Linked DNA regions of Homo sapiens: regions 1 and 2 are each linked to region 3. A link is a loop called in an ENCODE intact Hi-C map of the cell type or tissue named here. Cell type or tissue: gastrocnemius medialis. All regions are shown on one strand. Each heading gives the region's core, and the rest is flanking DNA. Links, peaks and the distances in the headings are about the cores only. Region 1 overlaps DIP2C (disco interacting protein 2 homolog C). Region 2 holds the start of IDI2 (isopentenyl-diphosphate delta isomerase 2). Region 3 overlaps LARP4B (La ribonucleoprotein 4B).

The links. A loop is a pair of places that touch in the nucleus more often than their neighbours do. Peaks named below come from ENCODE experiments on the same cell type or tissue, not always from the same donor. Only the 100,000 strongest peaks of a DNase experiment are listed, where the experiment ranks them.
Region 1: it touches region 3 in a loop (3-fold over the local background); 1 of 110 quality-filtered maps calls a loop at or near these places.
Region 2: it touches region 3 in a loop (4-fold over the local background); 1 of 110 quality-filtered maps calls a loop at or near these places.

The regions. Positions count from the first base shown.
Region 1 is chr10:676,256-684,347 of GRCh38, forward strand. All of the region lies in intron 1 of DIP2C (disco interacting protein 2 homolog C), which reads right to left. Among named protein-coding and RNA genes, the nearest start is that of DIP2C, 9.4 kb to the right of the region's middle. In gastrocnemius medialis, for the core only: no CTCF peak of the experiment used is centred there; a DNase peak (open chromatin) is centred at 4,086; H3K27ac peaks cover 3,904 bases.
Region 2 is chr10:1,022,965-1,031,056 of GRCh38, forward strand. IDI2 (isopentenyl-diphosphate delta isomerase 2) reads right to left here and starts at 2,895. Exons shown (of 5, transcript NM_033261.3): 1 at 2,852-2,895; 2 at 1,618-1,780. The coding sequence starts at 1,759. All of the region lies in intron 1 of IDI2-AS1 (IDI2 antisense RNA 1), which reads left to right. In gastrocnemius medialis, for the core only: no CTCF peak of the experiment used is centred there; a DNase peak (open chromatin) is centred at 3,806; H3K4me3 peaks cover 1,962 bases; H3K27ac peaks cover 4,718 bases.
Region 3 is chr10:869,653-877,744 of GRCh38, forward strand. All of the region lies in intron 3 of LARP4B (La ribonucleoprotein 4B), which reads right to left. Among named protein-coding and RNA genes, the nearest start is that of LARP4B, 58 kb to the right of the region's middle. In gastrocnemius medialis, for the core only: no CTCF peak of the experiment used is centred there; DNase peaks (open chromatin) are centred at 2,389, 2,652 and 3,599; H3K4me3 peaks cover 1,611 bases; H3K27ac peaks cover 5,000 bases.

The sequences.
Region 1 (8,092 bases), core at 1,296-6,295, 190 kb before region 3:
CATACCTCAACACAATAAAGGCCATATGTGACAAACCCACAGCTAACATAATACTGAACGGGGAAACACTAAGCTTTTTCTCTGAGATCTGTAGCAAGACAAGGACGCCCACTTGTACCACTCCTATTCAACACAGTACTGAAAGTCCTAGTCAAGAGCAATCAGGCAAGAGAAAGAAATCAAGGGCACCCAAAGTGGAAAGGAGGAGCTCTAATTGTCTGTTTTCAGACAATATGCTCTTATATATTAAAAAAAAAAAAGACTCCAGCAAAAATCTCTTTGAACTGATAAACAAATTCAGTAAACTTACAGAATACAAAATGAACATATAAAAATCAGTAGCATTTCTATAGACCAACAATGAGCCAGTGGAAAAAGAAATCAAGAAAGCAATCCCATTTAGCTACAAAAATATAAAATAAAAATAAAAATACCTCAGAAGAAATCTAACCAAGAGGGTTAAAGATCTCTATGAGGAAAATAATATTCTACCCTCTGAGGGTAGAATAGTGGATTCTAGAGACAGGAAAGGGTGGCGGGAAGGGAGAAAGGGAGAGGTTAACTAATGGATACAAAATTACATCTAGATAGGAAAAATGAGGTTTAGTGTTCTATAGCCTTGTAGGGTGACTATAGTTTACAACTTATTGTATATTTTCAAGCAGCTAGAAGAGAGGATTTTGAAGATTCCCACCATTAAGAAATAACAAATGTTTGAGATGATGGACATGCTAATTACCCTGACTTGCTAATTACACATGACAAACATGTATTGAAATATCACGCTGTATCCCATAGATATGTACTATAATGTGTCCATTAAAAAGAATAATTGTTAAAAACCCAAGTGCTATTTCTCATTTGTCCTATGTCAATGTTGTGGTCCATTGGTGGAGACCTAACCACTTGCAAGGAAGACTATAGTCACTTGAGCTGAAAGCAAATGAATCACCACAAAAACTACCACTGGCACCAAGTCTTGTTTCCAGAATTTCCTGCCCACAGCACTGCCACAGTCACTGTGGGCAGGAAAGACACACTAGCCACCAAGTTTCAACCCCAGCACAATTGAAGCCTTTATTTCTCTGGTTTGGAATAGGTGTGTGTTCATAACTTACATTTACTCCAACTGCCCCCTTGCTTAAATAGCTCCTTAAGGATGACTTCCTGTTACTAAATCCCAACAGCTTCTGAGTATCCATTATATTCTCCAAAGTAAATAAAAAGAGAAAATGTGTTGAAAGCCTGATAATGTTCACTTAAGAATCCAGCATGATGTACTGCTTGAAACGGACACTCCACCTTGTTCCTTTATGTTACTTTTAAAGTAGTCCCAGTTATTATACATAGTTGAAGCCATAATTTCTGCAATACCATTAGGTCCACAAAGGGTGGGGCCAGGGAACTTCAAAGTCTGTCTCTGATTTTTTTATTTAAAAAGGAAAGCTTATGAGAGTAGGTAATGAAAATAAATATTCACACAACTCGGAACAGGGGATGGTGAAACATAAAGCCCCAGCCTGGCCAGGTGTCCAGCCAGTGAGGGTGGAGACCCAGACTCATACAGTCCCCACAATCCCCCAGAAGTGCCACAGACAGGTGGGTGGCCTGAGACAGAGCCAGGCTCCGAATTCCAGGAGCTGTCTGGCTCATGTGCACCCGGCGTGGTCCAGTGCATGAGGATGCCCCACGTCACCAGTCCCAGTGCAGAGCACAAGAATGCCCATGTCATGAGCCCCCGCTGCAGAGCATAGCCCGAAGGTGCCAGCCCAGCCTCCTGCACACACTGGCCACCAAGGCACTGCCCTCCAGGAAGGAGGACCTCAGAGGTCGTGGCAGGGTGAGGTCCTGCTCTTCATCATCCCCGAGCAGTGGGGAAAGTCCCAGCAGACATTTGGGGAGTCCCTACAGGTGGCTCTGGAACTCTGAGTGGAAGTTTAAAGATGTCCCCAGATACACCAGACTCAAACCTAAAACAGGCCATTCTTCCAGATATGCCCAGACTGGAACCTATATAGGCCATCCTTCCCAGCTTTCCTCTGGAAAAGCAGGCTTAAAAGAGTATCGACTAAAAGGGGCCACCAGGAAGAGAGAAGTCCTATCTTTAAAAAAAGAAAGAATTTTTTAAAAAAGAGGCACTGAGGCTCTGACCCATCTGAGCACAGAGTACGTGTTCGGCAGCATCTGTCAGAGCAGAGGAAGCACACACGCACTCTCCATACCCTGTGCTCCCAGCACCCGTCCTCCCCGCACCCAAGCTCCCCACACCCGTGCTCCCCGCGCCCATCTCTGCTCCCCATGCCCATGCTCCCCACGCCCGTCCTCCCTGCAGCCATGCTCCCCACACTCGTGATCCCCGTGCCCATCTCTGCTCCCCATGTCCATGCTCCCCGCACCTGTCCTCCCTGTGCCCAGCTCCCCACGCCCATGCTCCCCACACCCGTTCTCCCCACGCCCATGCTCCCCACACCCGTGCTCCCCGCGCCCATCTCTGCTCCCCATGTCCATGCTCCCCGCACCTGTCCTCCCTGCGCCCATGCTCCCCACGCCCATGCTCCCCGCGCCCATGCTCCCCACACCCGTGCTCCCCGCACCCATCTCTGCTCCCCACGCCCATGCTCCCCGCACCCATCCTCCCCCCACCCATGCTCCCCGCGCCCATGCTCCCCGCACCCATGCTCCCCACACCCGTCCTCCCCGCGCCCATGCTCCTCACACCCGTGCTCCCCGCGCCCATCTCTGCTCCCCATGTCCATGCTCCCCGCACCTGTCCTCCCCGCGCCCATGCTCCCCACACCCGTCCTCCCCGCGCCCATGCTCCCCACACCCGTGCTCCCCGCACCCATCTCTGCTCCCCACGCCCATGCTCCCCGCACCCATCCTCCCTGCGCCCATGCTCCCCGCATCCGTCCTCCCCGCGCCCATGCTCCCCACACCCAGGCTCCCCGCGCCCATCTCTACTCCCCACACCCAGGCTCCCCGCGCCCGTCCTCCCCACACCCCTGCTCCCCGCACCCGTGCTCCCTGTGCCCATCTCTGCTCCCCACGCCCAGGCTCCCCGCACCCATCCTCCCTGCGCCCATGCTCCCCACACCCATCCTCTTCGCGCCCATGCTCCCCGCATCCGTCCTCCCCGCGCCCATGCTCCCCACACCCAGGCTCCCCGCGCCCATCTGTACTCCCCACACCCAGGCTCCCTGCACCCGTCCTCCCCACACCCCTGCTCCCCACACCCCTGCTCCCCACACCCGTGCTCCCCACGCCCATGCTCCCCACGCCCATGCTCCCCGCACCCATCCTCCCCGCACCCATCCTCCCCCCACCCATGCTCCCCACACCTGTGCTCCCTGCACCCATCTGTGCTCCCTATGCCCATGCTCCCCACACCCGTGCTCCCCGCACTCGTCCTCCCCATACCCATGCTCCCCACACATATCTGTGCTCCCCATGCCCATGCTCCCTGCATCCGTCCTCCCCACGCCCATCTGTGCTCCCCATGCCCATGATCCCCGCACCCGTGCTCCCCGCACTGCGTTCCCTGCGCCCATATCTGCTCCTCGAGCTCCCTTCCACAGATTTCCTCTGTACGCCCTTCTTGATAGTCACTGTCACCTGGAATCGCCTGGATAAATGGAGGTAAAGAAAATAAATGGAGGACCACATTGGAGGACAGAGTGGAAGCGGCTATTTACCAAGCAGGGCTGTGAGATGAGCGCATCTGATCCACATTAATCCTGACAGTCGGTTTATTAGCCCCATTCAACAGCTGGGGACACTGAGGTGGGGAGGGATGGGCTTGCTTACCCTGGACGATGCTGACAGTGTGGGCCCAGCCCGGTCCCACAGCCACCAGGAGGAGGCTCCTGAGCAGGCAGGCACAGAAGTGCAGCCCAGAGAACGCTTGGGACCCTGGCACAGACTCCTCAGGAAGGAAGCAGAGAAAGGCCCACAGAGACTCAAGCAGCACAGAAGAAGGTCACCCACAAGTTAAAAATAGATGTTTGTGCTTTACCGTCCCAGCATGCTAAAAATCCAACCCGCTCACACGCACGGCCTGACATGAGCCCGGCCTCCTGCAGCACTGGGCCAAGCGAGAGATGCACCTGCCCCTCTCCCAACAATGGCAGGCTCGGCAGCTGCTCTTCAATGTACTTGACACCCTTCCATGAGGATTAAGCTACACTGTCCGCACTGGGTAATTTTAATCCTGACACAGCTAACCGTGTGGATCTGCAGCACAACAAACAACCTGCTTAGGATGATTCTATCACTGACAAAGACGCTGAATCTCCCAGCAAAGCCCAGTGACGTTTCTGTTTTCATTTCAGGTAAACTGGCCCACACGGTCTAGTTTACCTGCTGATAATTCCTTGGAAAGACCATCAGGGGAGATCCACACCATTTTCAGCTTTACAGGGATGTGAATTTCCATGCGATGAGAAAGGGAATGGGGAAATAAAACAAGGATTCAAAACAGATTGTTCTGAATTGTTTTGCCTGTGTGCTTCCTGGGAGTGGTAAAGTCAAGAACTGCCGCTCTGTGTCAGGCGAGGGAGTAATAGAGACAATGGCACCAACTCCTGAGACAGAGGACCTGACACATGGTGCAGCCACCGCCTGTGGCCACGGAAATTCCAGGGAATGCAGACCCCAGTTGCCTGGTGCAGCCACCGCCTGTGGCCACGGAAATTCCAGGGAATGCAGACCCCAGTTGCATGGTGCAGCCACCGCCTGCGGCCACGGAAATTCCAAGGAATGCAGGCCCCAGTTGCATGGTACAGCTACCGCCTGTGGCCACGGAAATTCCAGGGAATGCAGGCCCCAGTTGCATGGTACAGCCACCATCTATGGCCACAGAAATTCCGAGGAATGCAGACCCTCAGTCCCATGGTGCAGCCACCACCTGTGGCCACAGAAATTCCAGGGAATGCAGCCCCTCAGCTACATGGTACAGCCACCATCTATGGCCACGGATATTGGGAAACACAGACCGCAGTCACATGGTGCAGCCACCACCTATGGCCATGGAAATTCCAGGGAACACAGACCCTCAGTCACATGGTATGGCCACCGCCTGTGGCCACAGAAATTCCAGGGAATGCAGACCCTCAGTCACATGGTACAGCCACCATCTATGGCCACAGAAATTCCGAGGAATGCAGACCCTCAGTCACATGGTGCAGCCACCATCTATGGCCACAGAAATTCCAGGGAACATAGACCCCAGTCCCATGGTGCAGCCACCACCTGCGGCCACAGAAATTCCAGGGAATGCAGCCCCTCAGTTACATGGTACAGCCACCACCTATGGCCACGGAAATTCCAGGGAACACAGACCCTTAGTCACATGGTACAGCCACCATCTATGGCCACGGAAATTCCAGGGAACACAGACCCTCAGTCACATGGTACAGCCACCATCTACGGCCACGGAAATTCCAGGGAATGCAGACCCCAGTCTCTAAAGTGTTATTTGTTTTATGAACTTCACTGCAGTGATTGTGGAAGAGTTTCTCTCTGTGCAGAGCTCAGCATCCAGAAGGGAAGTTGGCCCCAGGAACGCCTTCCTCCTCTTCAGAGCTCAGGGCCCAGGGCTAAGGCCCTTGGGAGAGGTCCCTGTTCGGCAACTGTGCCTGTGGAGGGCCCCCCAACACTCACCGTGTATCTCCTAGGAGCAGAGGCTGCAACAGGGACCCAGAGACCAAGCCTCTGCTCAGGCAACAGTGAGCTGATGGCCTTCCACTCTAAGTTCCAACTGCATGGAGTGTGTATTCCATGAATGCTTGTTAAATGAATGATTCACATAATAAGGTCTTCTGTGCTGACCTTTGCTGGTCTGCTGACCATGGGCTTCAGAGCATAGACCTCATTCCTGGAGCAACCAGCTCTTCCCAGAGCAACGGCCGCTGGAGGACAAAGGCCAGGGCTTCTTCCTGCAGCAACGCACTCAGGACCCTGCGCTGGGCACACTGGGGCCTCTCCAGCAGAAGATCCCCAGCCCTGACCTTGCAACACCAGTGAACCCCAGGGGAGCCCCAAGTGCTCAAAATCAAGTAAATGTCCATTGTGATTTAACATACCAATTTTAGAAGAAAGGGCAGATTGCCACCTCCCTCCTCAAACTAGGGACCATAAATCGATACAAGGCCTTAACTGAGGCTCTGCCTTAAATCCTGCTAAAACTACCAGCCAAACACCCAAATTTACATTAAAGTTAAAGGAAAAAAAAAAACTAAACCAAACACCTGTAAGAAATGGTCAAGTAAACTGTGATACATCAACCCAAAGATTAAACATTAAAACGATGAAGTAGCAAGATATTAAAAGAATACAAACTCTATGTACGTCATGGCTCAAGGGTTCTAAAATTACACAGAGACAAAGACTGGAATGGAAGGGGGATATGTTTACAGATACATTTTTTATTTTTTAATTTTTAATGGTATATTACTTCTCTAATATATGATTTGACTAACCAGATAATTCAGCAAAAAAAAAAAATCAATCGTGCCTATAGATAAATATGTAAAGAATCCCTCTCTCTGATGCCAATGGAATTAGTTTGGGTCCGGCCCACAGTCTTCAATCTTTGAATTAAGACACAAAAACCATCTTCCAAGCTATTAGCGAAACAAAAAATGATTTAAAACCAGGAGCCCAAAAGAAAAGACCTACCATCAGTCACAGCATCTCTCCACGCCTCTCTACCCTGGACAGTGTTCCTTCTTTCCCCATTTTCATACCTACTGCACAAAGCACTTAGTAAAAAGTTATCTCAATTCATGAGTCGCGCAGCACAAAGGGCCGATGTCACTACCAACATACCCCGCAGCCCAAAACCGAAGCAGCAACCCCCAGCGAAGGGAAAATGAGAGGCTGCTGGTTGTAATTGTAAATCTCACAACTCAATGTCTTAGCACTTTCCTGCCTTGTTGCTTTCAAGGGCTTATTAAAATTAACTCCCCTACTGGATATTGAAGAAAGAAGGCAGGACGGTTGTGCAGGCTCCGAAGAGGCGGAGCCCTCGTTCCGCAGCCACCGCTGTCTTTCTACCCACAGCAGCCGGGTTTACCAATTAGTCTCCCTTAAAGGGCACTGTTTATGATCATCACCAACAAATGGATGCAATTACTTCTTTTGAGATGTAGCAAGTTTTTGGCACAATAGTCATAAACCCTGCATGGCACACACACAGAAGGAAGATTAAAGCCCTGGAGGTGGAGGCGTTCGGGAAGGGAAGGTGGAAGCAGGAAGGACACCCACAAGATAGAGTGGTCAGAAACCGACCACGTCACCAAAGGGCGCCATAGACGTTCCAGAGGACAAAATGCCCGTCTTTCCAGGGTAAACACCCATTTGCCAAACAGCCAGTGACGGCAAGCAGGAGTTTGCTTTTTTAAAGGCGTCTGAGTAACGATGAGAAGAGCAAGAAATGAGCTTAATAATGGGACTGACGGGGCCCTGGGCTGGTGACTCAGCCAATGTGCACAGCATCAAAACCCAGGTTCCTCAGTGCGCTCCCTCTGCAGTTCAGGAGAGCGCTACAACTCACCCCATAAATCACTGATTAAAAAAAATCAGTTCTAAAAAAAGAGACGACCCATTTGAAAGCAGCTGGGAGGAGGAAGACAGTGACTCACAGAATCCAACCGCTTGTAGCCTCGGAACCATAACAAGAATATGAAACTAGCAAGTCCAGTGTGAGGCAGAACAGAGACGCCGTCATGGCTCTCAGGAGGCTGAGCGGGAAGCGCGTGGCTCGGGCCCCTAACGGCACCTGGAGCAGCCTATGGGCCTGTGCCCTTCATGTGGGTTCGCTTTCCTAGCTTCCTGGCTAAATTTGATGTATAGCATTTATTCGCCAAGAAAAGAACATTCAAATCAAACTATTGTCATAACTCTGAAGGACTCTTAACATTCCAGTCCACACGTTCAAAAGCCCACACATATCAGTGCTGCCACTGTGCAGGTCACAATGTTTTCAATGCATCTTGCACGCAACCAGTAATGATGTTTTCAATGCATCATGCAGGTAGCCATCTCATTCAGGATACTTAAATATCTGTGACGACTTGATACTTAGTTATCTGTG
Region 2 (8,092 bases), core at 1,648-6,647, 150 kb after region 3:
TAAAAATAGATCTACCAGATGACCCAGAAATCCCACTACCAGGGCAAATATCCAAAATAAAAGAGATCAGTCTATCAGAGAGATATCGCAGCATTCCTGGGTGCTGAGCACCATTTACGACAGCCAAGATATGAGATCAACCTGTGTCCGTGGAGGTTTGAAGGGTTGAAAACATGAGGGTTAGATACACAGTGGCATACCATTCCACCACAAAAGAAGAATGAAATCGGGCCGGGTGCGGTGGCTCACGCCTGTAATCTCAGCACTTTGGGAGGCTGAAGTGGGCGGATCACGAGGTCAGAAGATCGAGACCACCCTGGCTAACATGGTGAAACCCCGTCTCTACTAAAAATACAAAAAAATTAGCTGGGCGTGGTGGCAGGTGCCTGTAGTCCAAGCTACTCGGGAGGCTGAGGCAGGAGAATGGCATGAACCCAGGAGGCAGAGCTGGCAGTGACCTGAGATTGCACCACTGCACTCCAGCCTGGGCAATGGAGCAAGACTCTGTCTCAAAAAAAAAAAAAAAAAGAAGAATGAAATCCTGTCATTTGTAGCAACATGGATGGAACTGGAGGCCATTGTGTTAAGTGGAACAAACCTGGCACAGAAAAACAAGTATCACATGTTCTCACTGCTATGTGGGCTCTAAAGAAGTTGATCTCATGGAGGCAGAAAACACAATGCTAGACACCAGAGGCTGCGAAGGGCAGTGGGGAGGGATGACGAGAGGGTGGTTAATAAGTATAAACATACCGCGATAGAGAAGGAATAATATCAGCTGTTCAATAGCACAGTAGGGTGACTGTAGTTAACAACAGTGTATTATATGTTTCAATGTGGCTAGAACAGAGGATTTGGAATGTTCCCAACACAAAGATATGATGAATGTTTGAGGTGATGGATATCCCAAAATGCCCTATTTGATCATTATGCATGACATGGTGGTATCAAACTATCACATGTACCCCATTAATATGCATAATTATTATGTGTTTATAAAAAAGACACAAAAATGAAAATTAAAAAATAATAAAATGGCTTAAGATGGTCAAAGAAAACCAGAGCTGGACAGGAGTTAAAGCAGGAAAGTCTGACTTTACTGAGAACCATTTCAATAGGGGAAAGAGACCTCCATGGAGAACCAGCCTAACTGCACACAACACCCAAGGAGCAGGCTGGGGCCTATGGATTAAAAGTTACTAAGAGAAAACATCAGTGGGAAGGGGGTTCTGGCTACACCGACCTAACAAGACCTGCTGAAGACAGGCCTGCGTGATCAGACGTCACCTGGGAGGGACGGGGTTGAGGAATTTAATCAGATGCCAAGGTCAGGGTTCTCGCTAAAACAACCTGGTAGAATTCTTGCTGAAACAGGATCTTACGAGGAAGAGCACGGATGCCTAGGAGAAGGTGCAGGAGCCTGACAAGGGCTTGACCAAGCAAAGACGTCATCCAGGTGCTGCTCCCCGAGCCTTCTAAAGACGGCACAGCAAGCACACAGGTGACCCAGTGGTCGCCTCCTAGCCGGAAAGGCCTAGACTCTCTTCTTAGGTTGCCGTCGGGTGGGAAAAATGGGAAAACCCTGGGAACTGGACAGAGAAAATGGGCGGGGGCTACCTTTCTCAATGTTTTCGTTCAGATGGCAATTCCTCTTGGTGTCGGCACCAATAACCTTATCATTCTCATCCACAACAATCAGCATTTCCTCCAAGCGCTGCAACTGACGCCTGTCAACCCAGTCAAGATTTATGTCAGACATAGCTGCTGGCTGTGACCCGACCTGAAATAGATGCACACAAATGCCTCTTTATGTGAAAGATATTGCCATCTCGTTTTTGCTATGTGTTACCAACCACATTAGGATTTAGCATACACCTTCTCTACAAGTGACAGCAATTGTGTTGAAGCAGCACAGTTCTGAGATATGGAAGGTGAATCATCTGTTTCTAATGTGGTGTCTCTCTGAACGGGAAATCTTGGGTACATACATACTCCTCATGTTTTCCAGGTTTCCTTTAGTGACGAGTTAAAGAATCCCCGCCCCACCACACACACACACACACACACACACACACACACACACACACAAAACACACCGAGGTAAACTGTAGGTAACACTCTTTGTACAAGTTTTTGGGGAAAAGTGCAGCCCTGTGCAAAACCACTGGACCTGGATCAGACGTGGAGAAACACACAGCCTTGTAGGAAAGCTACGTCACCCACAGAAGGGCTATGGTCCTCTTCAGAGCCAAGCAGATTCTTAGGTGAAGATCTTCTCACAAAATGTTTTCAGGGCCAGGAGCGGTGGCTCACGTCTGTAATCCCAGTACTTTGGGAGGCCGAGGTGGGAGGATCACTTGAGGTCAAGAGTTTGAGACCAGCCTGGCCAACATGGTGGAACCCTCTCTCTACTAAAAAATACAAAAATTAGCCAGGCCTGGTGGCACATGCCTGTATTCCCAGCTACTCAGGAGGCTGAGGCAGGAGAATCACTTGAACCTGGGAAGCAGAGGTTGCAGTGAGCCGAGATCGTGCCATTGCTCTCCAGCCTGGGCAGACAGAGTGAGACTCTGTCTCAAAAAAAAAAAAAAAAAATGTTTTCAGGGTCATTTATCTTCATGTAAAACCTTCTCATCATCCTTTTCTACTTTTTAAAAAAATGCATTCACGTCTGTCCATTATCATTACTGTTAATATTTTCAGCAATCTGCTCCTCCTCTTTGCAAAAGGCTGTTTGACTTAATGCATGGACATGAGATACAATAGAAATGCAGAGAAAACAATTACTGAATATGTACAAATTTAGATCATAAAAGAAAGAATTCCCACAAGGTAAAACATATGCACTAACCTCTCTTGGAAGCTGGAGACTCCTGGGTATCAGATGTGGAACTCAATGTGCAAGTTGAACCAGGGCCCTTTTATACCCTGGGGATGTAGAAAGATATCAGCTAAGGCAATCTGATATTTTTGTATTCTTAACAAGAAAACACACCCCGGTCTCTCTCTATCTCTCCATCTCTTTCTCTCTATCTTTCTCCCTCTCAATTGAGGGATAATAGAAAATTGTTTTGACACAATCTCACTTTAAAAAATGCTTTTAGTTTTTAAACCTAGGGTAAGTTATTTTCTACTCTATGGCTTTCTTTTTTTTTTTTTTTTTAAGGTGATGTCTAGCTCTGTTGCCCAGGCCAGAGTGCAGTGGCGTGATCTCGGCTGACTGCAACCTCTGCCTCCCGGGTTCGGGCGATTCTCCTGCCTCAGCATCCCGAGTAGCTGAGATTACAGGCGCCCGCCATCACGCCCAGCTAATTTTTTTGTATTTTTAGTAGAGACGAGGTTTCACCATGTTGGCCAGGCTGGTCTCCATCTCCTGACCTCAGGTGATCCGCCCGCCTCGGCCTCCCAAAGTGCTGGGATTACAGGTGTGAGCCACGGCGCCGTTCGATGGCATCTTTTTAATTCACTTGCTGTATATATCATCCCAGATTTTAAAAAGAAAAAATAAAGGTGGCAAATGGAAGAGAAAAATAATAAACATTGTGACTAAAATTACTGAATAAATTCTTAGGATAGCTGAAAATCGATAAATAAATGCAAGACCTTGGAAACCAATGTGTTTGGAAGAGCTAAAAAACTGTATAATTTCTTGCCTATCATATTCCAAATATCATCTACCAACTAAAGCTCTAGGCCAAATAGTTTTGCAAGTAGGGTCTCTTAAAATATCAAAAAAATGTTTGCCATATCTGTCGGTTCTCTCAGGGAATATGAGGAGAGAAGCACGATGGACGCATGACTCCGCTGACTTTGGCACGGATAATACAGAACAAAAATAACACAGCAGCAGTGATGGGTAATATTCTATAAAAAGATTAATGTGTTTTGCTCTTTTGTCTTTCCATAAGTTCACCTTTATGCATGTAATTTTTAGTTACGTAGAAAATCAAAAGGCTATGCCTGAAATGTTTTCCCTGGAAATCAGTTCTGAGACTCAGGAATAAATGGTCTGTTTGAAACTTGTTTCTTTTGCAGTCAGAAGAGTAAGAATGGGAGAATGATACTCTTTTAAAGATCTAAAAAATAATAAATAAGTCTATGAATTAGGCTTTGAGGAAGAAACTAATATACAATACCGTACCTATTATAATCCAACAACTCTAATAGTAATAATAATAATAGTAAGACAGCCAGACACACATTGTGTCCTTCCTTTGTGCCAGTTTCTATTTTAAGAGTTTAATGTATATTAATTCATTTGGTCCTCACGACAGCTTTCTGAGATAAGCGTTATTTTTTATTATCACAGCATCGATAAGGAACTGAAGCACAGAGAGGTAAATTACCTGCCCAAGGCAATGTGGCTGCAGATGCAGCTGAGCCCCCAGAATCTGTGCAGTTTAACATGTTGGGATCGTCACCACCAAACTAAGCACTGAAAGCTTTAGAGGCAAATGTTATCAAAATTTCAAGGAAGGAATTGTCATTCTCTGTAAAATGTTCTAGGGGATAAAAAAGGAGGGAAACCCTTTGCTAGGTTGATCTGGGTACAAGGTTCTGACACATAAAGCACACAAAAAACATTATAAAGGAAAGGAAGGAAGACATTTTGATTAGGCTATATGCGGAGAATTTTCTTAAGAGAGGTTATGACAACTTTAAGAATGACAGTTGATGACCTATAATGCTGCAGGTAGGAGGTTAAGAATAAACTCTAGGAATAGATGATTACATCTGATTAAGGCAAATTAGAAGCAACAGAAAGGGCTCTAGATATCAGTGAAATATAGAGAAGGACATGGAGGCCAAGACTGGGAAAAGCAGGTAAAAAGAAATGGAAGTGGAAAGAGTTAAAAAGGAGTAGGCCAAGTATTGTAGGTATGAAAGAGAGGGTAAAACAAATACAGCATGTGCTAAAAGGGGTATCCTTGAACAAGAGAGCCATAATAATAAAGAAAAATATCCCAGACACACAAGATGACTTAAACCCACAGATGGAAAGGGCTTGCCATGTTCCAGAAATACTGACACATTATCGTCGACACTGGGGTAAACTTCTCAGATCTCTGAGAAAACTGCTGCATGCAGAAGAGAACAGCCACTCCCAACACCATCACTCCATCTCCTAGGCATTGTACAACCCTAATCCTCTGCTTTCCACCTAGAATGATGGGTGATCCATGTACTTACCAAAAGTCACTTCTTGGGTCAGGTGTGGTGGCTCATGCCTGTAATCCCAGCACTTTGGGAGGCTGAGGCGGGTGGATCACCTGAGGTCAGGAGTTTGAGATGAGCCTGGTCAACATGGTGAAACCCCATCTTTACTAAAAATAGAAAAAAGGGCCGGGTGCGGTGGCTTATGCCTGTAGTCCCAGCACTTTGGGAGGCCAAGGCAGGTGGATCACGAGGTGAGGAGATCGAGACCATCCTGGCTAACACGGTGAAACCCCGTCTCTACTAAAAATACAAAAAAATTAGCCGGGTGTGGTGGTGGGCGCCTGTAGTCCCAGCTACTCAGGAGGCTGAAGCAGGAGAATGGTGTGAACTCGGGAGGCCGAGCTTGCCGTGAGCAGAGATCGCTCCATTGCACTCCAGCCTGGGCAACAGAGCGAGACTCTGTCTCAAAAACAAACAAAAAACAAAAAATAACTTCTTCTGCAGCAGATTCACCCACAGTCACCTACTCAAAGACATCGTCCAGCAATTTTCCCTTTTTCTTCTCTATCATCACGTTTTCTCTCTCTCTGTTGGAATTCTCCTATCAGTCTGCAAGCATGTGACTATGATTTCATTTAAGTAACAGCTAGTTTTTTAGACCTCATTTGCCCAGCAAGCTACTCCTTTGCAGGAACACTCTTAGAAAACTTCCTTCATGCTCACTATATCCAGTTCCTTTCTCTAATATTTCTCGTTCCTTTTCTCACGTTTAAAACTATCAAGTAACTTAACCTAAATTGTTAAGTACAATTGTTGAGCTGTTCAAATTTTCAACTCCTGTCAACAAAATTCCAAAGAACAAGCTTCTAAGATAAGCACTTCCTGATATTTGATAACATAGGTTAAAATTTCTGTAAATATCTTAAGAGATTATACTCAAATCCATATGTTGGAAAACGGTGATGAATAAAATTTTGGCAGTGAGGAAAATAAAAATAACTTTCCATAATAGGGTTATTTTTATCTATATAAATCAAGAAAGAATTAACACTTTAGCAATGATCAGAAAAGATGAGGCCCTTGGTATTACTGGGAAAATTTGGAAGAGATAATTAATTTGGGAGAGCTTCTAGAACAAGTACTCAGAAGTGTTCAATAATAAGTAAAATGACACATATGTAATTGATGTCTTAAGGCTGATGACAGCAGCCCTCCTAAATGAATCTGCAGTTTGCTACTAAATCCATACAATTCGCCTCCTCTAATATATACGTATTTTGAGACGGAGTCTCCCTCTGTCTCCAGGCTGGAGTGCAATGGCATGATCTCGGCTCACTGCAACATCCGCCTCCTGGGTTCAAGCAATTCTCCTGCCTCAGCCTCTCGAGTAGCTGGGACTACAGGTGCACGCTGCCACCCCTGGTTAATTTTTTTTTTGTATTTTAGTAGAGATGGGGTTTCACCACTTTGCCCAGGCTGGTCTCAAACTCCTGAGCTCAGGCAATCCGCCTGCCTTGGCCTCCCAAAATGTTAGGATTACAGGCGTGAGCCACTGCGCCTGGACCTCCTCCAATATTTGGCCAAGCCACGCAATCTTTAAGCTCCCATGTCTGTCCATGATTGTAGGTTTATAATTTGGAACTTCGGTTATTTAATTAATTAAAAATATTCAGATATATCCTGCAAATAAATACAAAGTTTTTGTACTCAGCATCTTTAGTGCACTTTCCCACAAGGAGTTGTATGTAAATGAAAAAAATAGATAAATGCAAGCATGTAAATCAACTCCTATTATTAACCATTTACTTAGCTCAAGTTTATTTACACCTGAATGAAAAGTTCCATTTGCATCAAAAATACATTCGTATACTCTTAAGGCAGTGTCCGGCGCAGCGGCTCACGCCTGTAATCCTAGCACTTTGGGAGGCTGAGGCGGGTGGATTACTTGGGCCCAGGCATCCAGCCTGGACAACAATGGCAAGAGCCATCTCTACAAAAAATACAAAAACTTAGCCAGGCATGGTGGTGTGCACCTGTAGTCCCAGCTACTCTGGAGGCTGAGATGGGAGAATCGCCTGAGCCTCAGAGGTCAAGGCTGCAGTGAGCTGGGATTGAGCCACTGTACTCCAGCCTGGATTACATATATTTGTATATTCCTAAGGCACATAATGGACCTAGGTCACCAAAACTAAAAGATATTCTAGACCAAAATTTTGAATGTAATTTAATAACCTTGTACAAACCCTCTACAGCTGCACATTACCAAAGCTAGTATCACTGTACCTAGTGGCTTACTGCCTCATTCAATTGAAAAGATCAAACTAATTCAATCCTGCTCTCCAAAGAACACTTTTTCTGAATGGGCTCTCAGACTTTTCCTGAATGGGCTCTCAGATTCTGCTTTCCTAAGAAAGTGTGTTGAGGTAGTTCTTTTTCTGAATGGGCTCTCAGATTCTGCTCTCCTAAGAAAGAGTGTTGAGGTAGTTCTTTTTCTGAATGGGCTCTCAGATTCTGCTTTCCTAAGAAAGTGTGTTGAGCTGTAGTTCTACAGCATTGTTCAATGCAAAGATAGGGTTGGCTGTAGGTTTTCAGAAGGTGACCTTTATCAGGTTGAAGAAGTTCCCTTCTCGTCTTACTTTCTTGAGATTTTATCATGAATTGATGTTGAGTTTTGTCAAATGTTTTTTCTGCATTTCTACTGAAATGAGTCTTGTGTGGTCTTTTCCCCTTTATTCTAGCAATATGGTGTATCATATTAATTGATTTTCAGATGTTAAACTAGCCTTGCTTTCTTGAAATAAATCCCACTTGGGCATGGAGAATATTCTTTTTATATGTTGCTGGTTTCTGTTAATATTTTAAGATTTTTGTATCTGGATTCGTGATTGATAATAGTTATTCTTGTAATATCTATTATAAATAGTTACTGTGTGGC
Region 3 (8,092 bases), core at 1,030-6,029:
GAGGCGGGTGGATCTCCTGAGGTCAGGAGTTCAAAACCGGCCTGGCCAACATGGCGAAATCCCATCTCTAAAAATACAAAAATTAGCCAGGTGTAGTGGCACATGCCTGTAATCCCAATTACTCGGGAGGCTGAGTCACGAGAATTACTTGAACCCGGCAATCACTTGAACTTGGGAGGTGGAGGTTGCAGTGAGCTGAGATCACGCCACTGCAACTTGGGTGACAAAAGTGAGACTCTGTCTCAAAAAATAAATAATAATAATAATAATAATAATAATAATAATAATAATAATAATAAATTAAAATGTATAGCCCAGCATACCGCAGCACAATAGTAAACACACAGAAAACATACTTACGAACTGTCCGTCTCTATCATGCCATCCCCAAACAACACCGTCCTCTGACACCGGTAGCTGAGGAGTGTTTTCTGAAAACAAAGCAATTTCCAAGGCCTGTGGCTTATGGTGCAGATCCTCACTAAATATTGTTTCACCTTCTAGAGCACCTTTTGTGACTGTATTAGTCCAGAGATAGCCCATTTGATATCCACCACAACCACTGGCCAGTCTTTCAGAAAATGCTGGGTTTCCTAACCCTCCCATCGGGTAATAGGAAAATTCACTCAAAAAACGGGAGACTCCTTCTGGGAAACTCTGCCAATCCACTTTTGAGGGATGTTCACATCTATTTAGGACACCTTCTGTGAGTGATAAAATGTGGCCACTACTTGGTACAATCGTGTCTTTGCTGTCCACGGGGACAGCGGGAATCCCCTGCGCTGCATCGCAGGGGGCACCTGTGTATCTGTCCGCTAGGGTGGGATCAACACCAACCAGAAAGAAATTGCCACTGGGAGTGTCACGTGACTCTATTTTCTCAAAACTCACCTTAGCATTTCCCATAAAACCCATTTCACCATTTAAAGTCGACTGTGTAAGAGTGGACTTGGCGTTTCCTTCTTTGAAATGGTGTGCACGTTCACTCGTCCCACATGGACCCAGGCAGTCAGTAATTCTGGGGTCAATACTATCTTTCTCCAAATAAAGTCTCTCTTCCTCTTCTTTACATGTTAGTTTTGGTTTACTCAACCCTGATGTATTATTACCAAAGATACCAGAAGCTTCTTCAATTGATTCAGAGGAAATTCCCTTCCATTTTGGGCTTTTACCACCACTAACAGAATTCTCTACTATTTCTGACTTCTGTATAACTGGATTAACACTTGGACTGAAATGTGGTAACACACTAAGAACATTATATTTGCAGTCGTATACTCGGTGTGTTTCATAACTTTTTTCTATTTGATTAGTTTCAAAATCAGCGTTCTCTGTTGCACTAGAACTAACACAGGAGAGTACATCCTGACTTGGCACTGCCTCATGTCTTTGTGTACCTGTTTCCCACTCATAGGTTGTTTTAGAATCTGACTTGACAGTCTCTATGTCATCTTCACTTGTCTCACTATACTTTGCTTGCAGTGATTCTTTTTCACTACCTTCTAACCTTTGAGGGTCACTCAGCTGGTCTCGTGACACACTGACTGAACTCTTCACACATATTTCACCCTCTGTTTTGTCACCTGGGCTTGTTTCCCTCTCTTCTTCCTCTGTGCAGGTGAAAATAAATGCGGAGGAAACACAGTTACTGTGAAGAGATCTGGAGTGACTGGGAGACTTGCCATCGGGGGGCACTCCTTGTGCCATGCTAAGCTTTAGGCCATCTGTCCTCTGCACCGTCCCCTGCGTGTCCACCACACGCTCCACACAAGTTTGGTCACAGGTCTGTGTTGCAGCCTCATCTGCTTGACACCAAGATTTTGACTCAAAAGCCCTTACACCATGACCCTCAGCCTTCCAAACGCCAATTCTGTCCTCTTCTTGGTAAAAGGCACTATTTTCAGATTGCAGAGACACCTCACCTCTGTCTGGCAGCAGGGGACTTCTGGCCTCCAGGCTGCAGTCCCCTCTGCGCTGTGCCTTCCTGACTTGTCTGGGGACAGGTTCCGGCTCCCAGCAGTCATCAAGCTGGCTTGGGGCTGCTTCTCTTGAATTAGCGTGACCTGAGAGACACCCACTTCCAAATCTTACTGCAGTGATAGGCCTCTTAGGACTTAAATCAATTCTATCTAGACCAACAGGAAGGATACTATCTGCTTTGTTAACGTCCAAGTAGAAATCATCGTTGTCTCTTAGTGGTGTGATAGAGTTATTTTCTCTCTCCTTTTTAGAATGTAAACTCTGGTCGACAACAACTGTTACCACCTCCGGGTCATCACTCCCTGCAACACATGCAGTGTCAGTACAAAAGCTACCAGGTGAATGTGCAGTGTCAGTACGGAAGCCACCAGGTGGATGATCCATCTCACTTCCTACTCCTGAGTTACAGCTCTCACTTTCTCCCAGGACACACGCATGACTTAGTGAGTCACTGTCCATGTTGTTATTTAATTCAGGGAGTAGGTCAATACCATGTAGTGCACTACTTTCTGCGTAATTTTTAGGGAATTCAGTGCAAGCTTCTGCCTGTAAAGCCTCCATCTGCACGTTATCAGTGTTTGCTTCACAAGGTGCATGGCTGAACGCCACAGGCTCAGGGCAAGGCTTGGCTTTCCCACTGCATTCCCCTGTCCTTTCACCTGGACCCAGCGTGTCCCAAGGCGAGAGTTCTTCCTGCCGTGGCTCTGGCTCGCCCGCCCCTGACATGGCACGCGAGGCTGAAGGCACTGAAGAGCAACACTCTCCTCTTGCAGCTACTGTGTCTACCCAGGTGCCCAGCTCCTCTGCCACGCTTGGGCAGGCAGAGTCGGCAACACAAATGCTGTGAAACTTGCACTCTCCTGAATCCTGACATTGCTGATCATCAATACCAACAGGGTTTCCATCTTTCCTCTCCCTATCGGATAGGTCTAAAGACTTACTCTCATCACCACTGCTGAGGTGAACGCTGACCACCATTTCTTTCTCTACTAAAGAGTTTTTACAAGTAGCTGGGTAACAGTGCAGATGGCCACTCACAAAGGCTTCCTCCTGCAGGCCTCGGTCAGAAGGCACCAGCACACATGAGAAAAGCTCCTCATCTTCCCAACAACCTTGTCGGCTGCCGTTACCCACACACAGTAGATCACAGACCCCCTCAGAATTCTGCTCATTAACAACAATATCTGAATTCTTGTCATTCTCACCCAAGTTTTCATACCTTGTTGAGAATGTATATATAAAAGAGGAAAGAGGGTTCAATGACTGCTTGGGTCTATGACCCTGTTTGTGCCCAGACCCTGCGAAAATCCTTGTCCGCGCGCTAACGCCAGCTACACTGCTGGCTCCACTGCCAGTACGGTGAACCTCCTCACCTTTGACGGTATCAAATAATGAAGACAAAGTTTTACTTATCTTGTTTTCTGGTTCCTTTTCCTCCACAGATTTTTGTAACAGGCCAGTTTTTTCACTGTCATTGTCACTACTTAGTTCTCTGCTGAAGCAGCAGCCCATGTTTGAGAGCTCACAAGCACACGACAGGCGTGCTGGTCCCAAGCCTCCACAGACGCACCTCACAGTAACTTGCTATAATTTCTGAGGAGAAGCCAACACCCAGAGACCAAAAATAACCCCTTGCACAGCGGTCACATGTTCCTGCCACTCAAACCCAAATCCTAATGACAACAGAGCCCGACTGACAGCCAGCATACTCCGTGTGCCCAATTCCAAACAGGACCAGGATCCAAAAGCTCAGAACAGCAGCAAGAATGCTGCGCTGTATTTTTTCTTACTCTCATAAACTCAATAAAACATAACTTAAAATATTATCCCAGCCAGAAAGATTTCAGGCTTCTGGTTTTTCTACAGTGTTCCAGTATTTCCCAAATTATATTTCATGGGATGGTGGTAACTAAATAAAATAGTTCATAAATTCCCCCAAAGGAAAACAGTATCAGAATTTTGTTCCGTAAAATATATAGCTACTCACAGTTGTATCTAATTTTCTAGCTTTACGAAATGATGTCTGAAATAAATAGCAATTTAAAAAGAGACGAAAAAATCAAAGGAGAGCAAAAAAATAAATAGCAATAAAAAATAGTATCTGTAGGTATCAAGAAATTATTACTAATTGTGTCAGGTGTGAAAATGGAATGATGTCAGTTAGAGATGCATGCTGAAGTATCTGGGATAAAGTGACACATTATCTACAATTTGCTTTAAAATGCCCTAGCAAATATAGTAAATATATACACACATATATAAAAGTTAAAACAGTCATGTGCATACAGGGAGGAAAAGATTTAAAGACAGTAGTCCAGGCCGGACGTGGTGGCTCATGCCTGTAATCCCAGCACTTTGGGAGGCCGAGGTGGGTGGATCACCAGAGGTCAGGAGTTTCAAGACCAGCCTGGCCAACATGGTGAAAACCCGTCTCTACTAAAAATACAAAAAATTAGCTGAGCATGGGAGTGTGTGCCTGTAGTTCCAGCTACTCGGAAGGCTGAGGCAGGAGAATCACTTGAACCCAGGTGGCAGAGGTTGCAGTGAGCCAAGATTGCGCCACTGCACTCCAGCCTGGGTGACAAGAGTGAGACTCCATCTCAAACAAAACAAAACAAAACAAAACAGTAGTCGAATGTGGCGATGGGTAATGTTCAAGTTAATGATGCTGCATTTGGTTCATGGTATTATTCGCTCCACTTCTGCAGATGTCTGAGCACTCCAATTAAGAAAAAGGAAGGAACAAGAAAAAAAAGGGAAAATAGATCTACAAGCTCTGGTACCAGAACTAGAAAGTCTCTTGAAAGTACTTGATGCAGGAACGCACAGCCTGCCATCTGGTGAAAAACAGGCGTTGTCCACAACTAAACAAGTTGCTCATGTACTATGTGGTCCAGTCCCTAACTGTGGACTCACATAATGGGTCTTGTCTTACATTGACATCTGTGATGTTTTGCTTTTAGTATAAGTAATTCTTTTTCTTATTATGGTTCTGACAGGCTATGTGAAAAACAAAATAATTCTTTTAGTTCCTCTGCAAGAGAGATTTTGTTGTTTCTTTAACCTATGAGTTATGACTGGTGTCCTATTAATGTTTTACTTTTTAAAAATATTAACATTTTTATGATAAAAAGTTTAGGAATTACACTTAAACATAAAGGTAACAAGAACACTTATGAATATACTAAAATTCAAGTACTGAAATCATCATAATGATTATGATGATAATGGTAGTCAACACTTTATATAGCACTATGTTTCACAAAATATTAATTACATCTATGCATCCATTTTGTCACACGTCTTAATTTGCACCCTTAACAACCCCCAAGGTAGATACTACTAATTCACTGTACAGATAAGGGAAATGAGGCACCAAGAACTTTAGTAGCAGCTTCGAATGACAAAACAAAACTCAGACCATACATTGACCATACTGTTATGCTACTCAAAGAGAATTAAACATCTACATGGCAAAAACGTTCTGCACTAAAGACACAAACGATTCATACCAGCTGTAAAATGAAAGGACATAGTAAAGCAGAGAAGCTCACGAGATCACCTGCCTGGCTTTGAGTCTCAGCTCCATTTTTACATGTGTCATCTCTGGCAAATTATTTAACCTCTTTGTCTCAGTTTTCTCATTTGTAAAATGGAGCCAACACCGACATCTATTTCAAAGAGCTGTTAGGCAGACTTTAAGTAGTTGGAATAGAATCTCAGAGTCCCACTTCAAAGTCCCCCATAATCTGGCCCCAGCCTACCTCTATGATCTCGGCTTCTAAGATACCATTCCCCCGACCTCTTCTATCTCATACTAACCAATGCCAGCACACTGCCTCAATGTTGTTTCTTTCTCCAGTCTCCTCCCCACACTTTTCAAGCCTTGAAGTCCTTTGTGAAACCATTCTGTGCTGCTCTAACAGAATACCTGAGATGGGGCAATTTATAAAGAACAGAGATTATTTCACACAATTCTGGAGGCTGAGAGTCTCAAGTCGAGAGGCTGCTTCTGGAGAGGCCTTTGTGCTGCACCATCACACATGTGAGGAAATGCAGTCACTCCCACCACAATGGCACTCATCCACTCCTCCACTTGTGAGGGCAGAGCCTGGTGTCCTTATCACCCCTTAGAAGGCCCTACCTCCCAATGCTGCTGCACGGCGGACTGATTTTCCAACACATGAACTTTGGGGGACACATGAAAAACACAGCATTCCATTCCAGCTCCCACAATTCATGTCCTTCTTATAATGCAAAAAATACTCATTCCATCCCAATACCTCCAATAGTCTTAACTCATTTCAGCATCAACTTAAAAGTCCAGAGTCTCATCTGAATCAGATAGGGTGAGACTCAAGGCACAATTCACCCCAAGATCAATTCCTCTCCAGCCCTGAGTGTTGAAAGTAACAAGTTATGTGTTTCCAAAATACAATGGTGGGACAGGCACACACACAAAAAAATTCCCGACCAGGTGCGATGGCTCACGCCTGTAATCCCAACACTTAGGGAGGCCAAAGCAGGCGGATCACCTGAGATCAAAAGTTCGAGACCAGCCTGACCAACATGGAGAAACCCCGTCTCTACTAATACAAAAAATTAGCCGGGTGTGGTGGTGCATGCCTGTAATCCCAGCTACTTGAGAGGCTGAGGCAGGAGAATCGCTTGAACCCAGCGGGTCAGAGGCTGCAGTGAGCAGATATCACACCATCGCACTCCAGCCTGGGCAACAAGAGCAAAACTCCGTCTCAGAAAAAAGAAAAGAAAAAAAAATCTATTTCCAAAAGGGAGAAATAGGCAAGAAGAAGCAAGAGGTCCCAAGTTCAAGACCCAACAGGGCAGACAATATTAAATATTAAGCCTCTCTGGAGAATCATCTCCTTTGACTCCATGTCCCAACCCTCTGGGCACAGTGGAACAGGGTTGGCTCCCCAGGGCCTCAAGCAGCCCCACCCGATGGCTTTGCTGGGCTCAGTCCACCCAGCAGCTGTCAGGGGTTGGAGTCTCCTGCCCACAGCTCTCCCAGGCTGATGCTGCAAGCTGGCAGCTCCACAGTTTAAGGCTCCCAGGCCACTCCCATGACTCTACTAGGCAATGCCCTGGTGGGGGCTTCTCTGCAGCAGGTTCAACTCCAAATTTCTGCTTGCCATTGCCCGAGTACAGGCTCTCTGCAGTGGCTCTGCTCCTGTGACAAGTCTCTGCCTGGGCCCCCAGGCTGTCCATGACATCTCTTGAAATCTAGGTGGAGGCTGCCCCACAGCTCTAGCATTCTTCTTGCCTGAAAAATCAGCACCACATGGATGCCACCAAGGTTTATGACTTGTACCTTCTGGAGCCGCAGCTCAAGCCACCACTGGGCCCACTCAAGCAGCAGCTGAGGTGACTAAGGAGCAATGCACAGGATGTGGGGAGCAGAGGTCCGAGGCGGCTCTGGGCAGCAAGCCTGTGGAGGGCCCCCAGTGCTCATCTACCAAAACCCTTCTGCCCTCCTAGAGGGCAAATGTGATGGGCCTGTGATGGGGGAACAGCCTTAAAGATATCTGAAATAGCCTCGCCAACACAGCAAGACCCCATCTCTACAAATAAAAATTAAAAGTTAGCTGGGTGTGGGGGCGCGTGTCTGTAGTACCAGCTACTTGGGAGGCTGAGGTAGGAGGATAACTTGAGTCCAAAAGTTCAAGGCTGCAGTGAGCTATTACTGTTCTACTGCACTCCAGCCTGGGTGACAGAGCAAGACCCTGTCTCTAAAAAAACAAACAATTCTGAAAAGCCTTTCAGATGGCTGAAAGAGCTGAGTGTTTTAAATTATTTCCTTCTGGTTTCTCTTTTTAAATGAAATAACGGTGCCAAATACAAAGTATTTCCTCTTGAGTTTGGACTCTGAAGCCAGATTGCCTGGGTTCAAATCCTGGTTCTACCACTTTTTAGTCCAGTAATCTTGGGGATAAATTACTTAAACCTCTTTGTGTCTCAGTTTCCTCATTTGTAAAATGGGGATAACAGTACCTAGGGGTAAGACAGGTGTAGGGCTAACAGGAATTTATGAGTAAACGGAAGTGTTAGGAGAGTGCACAGTAAGAGCCATGAGAGTCTGCAGTGATTACCACCA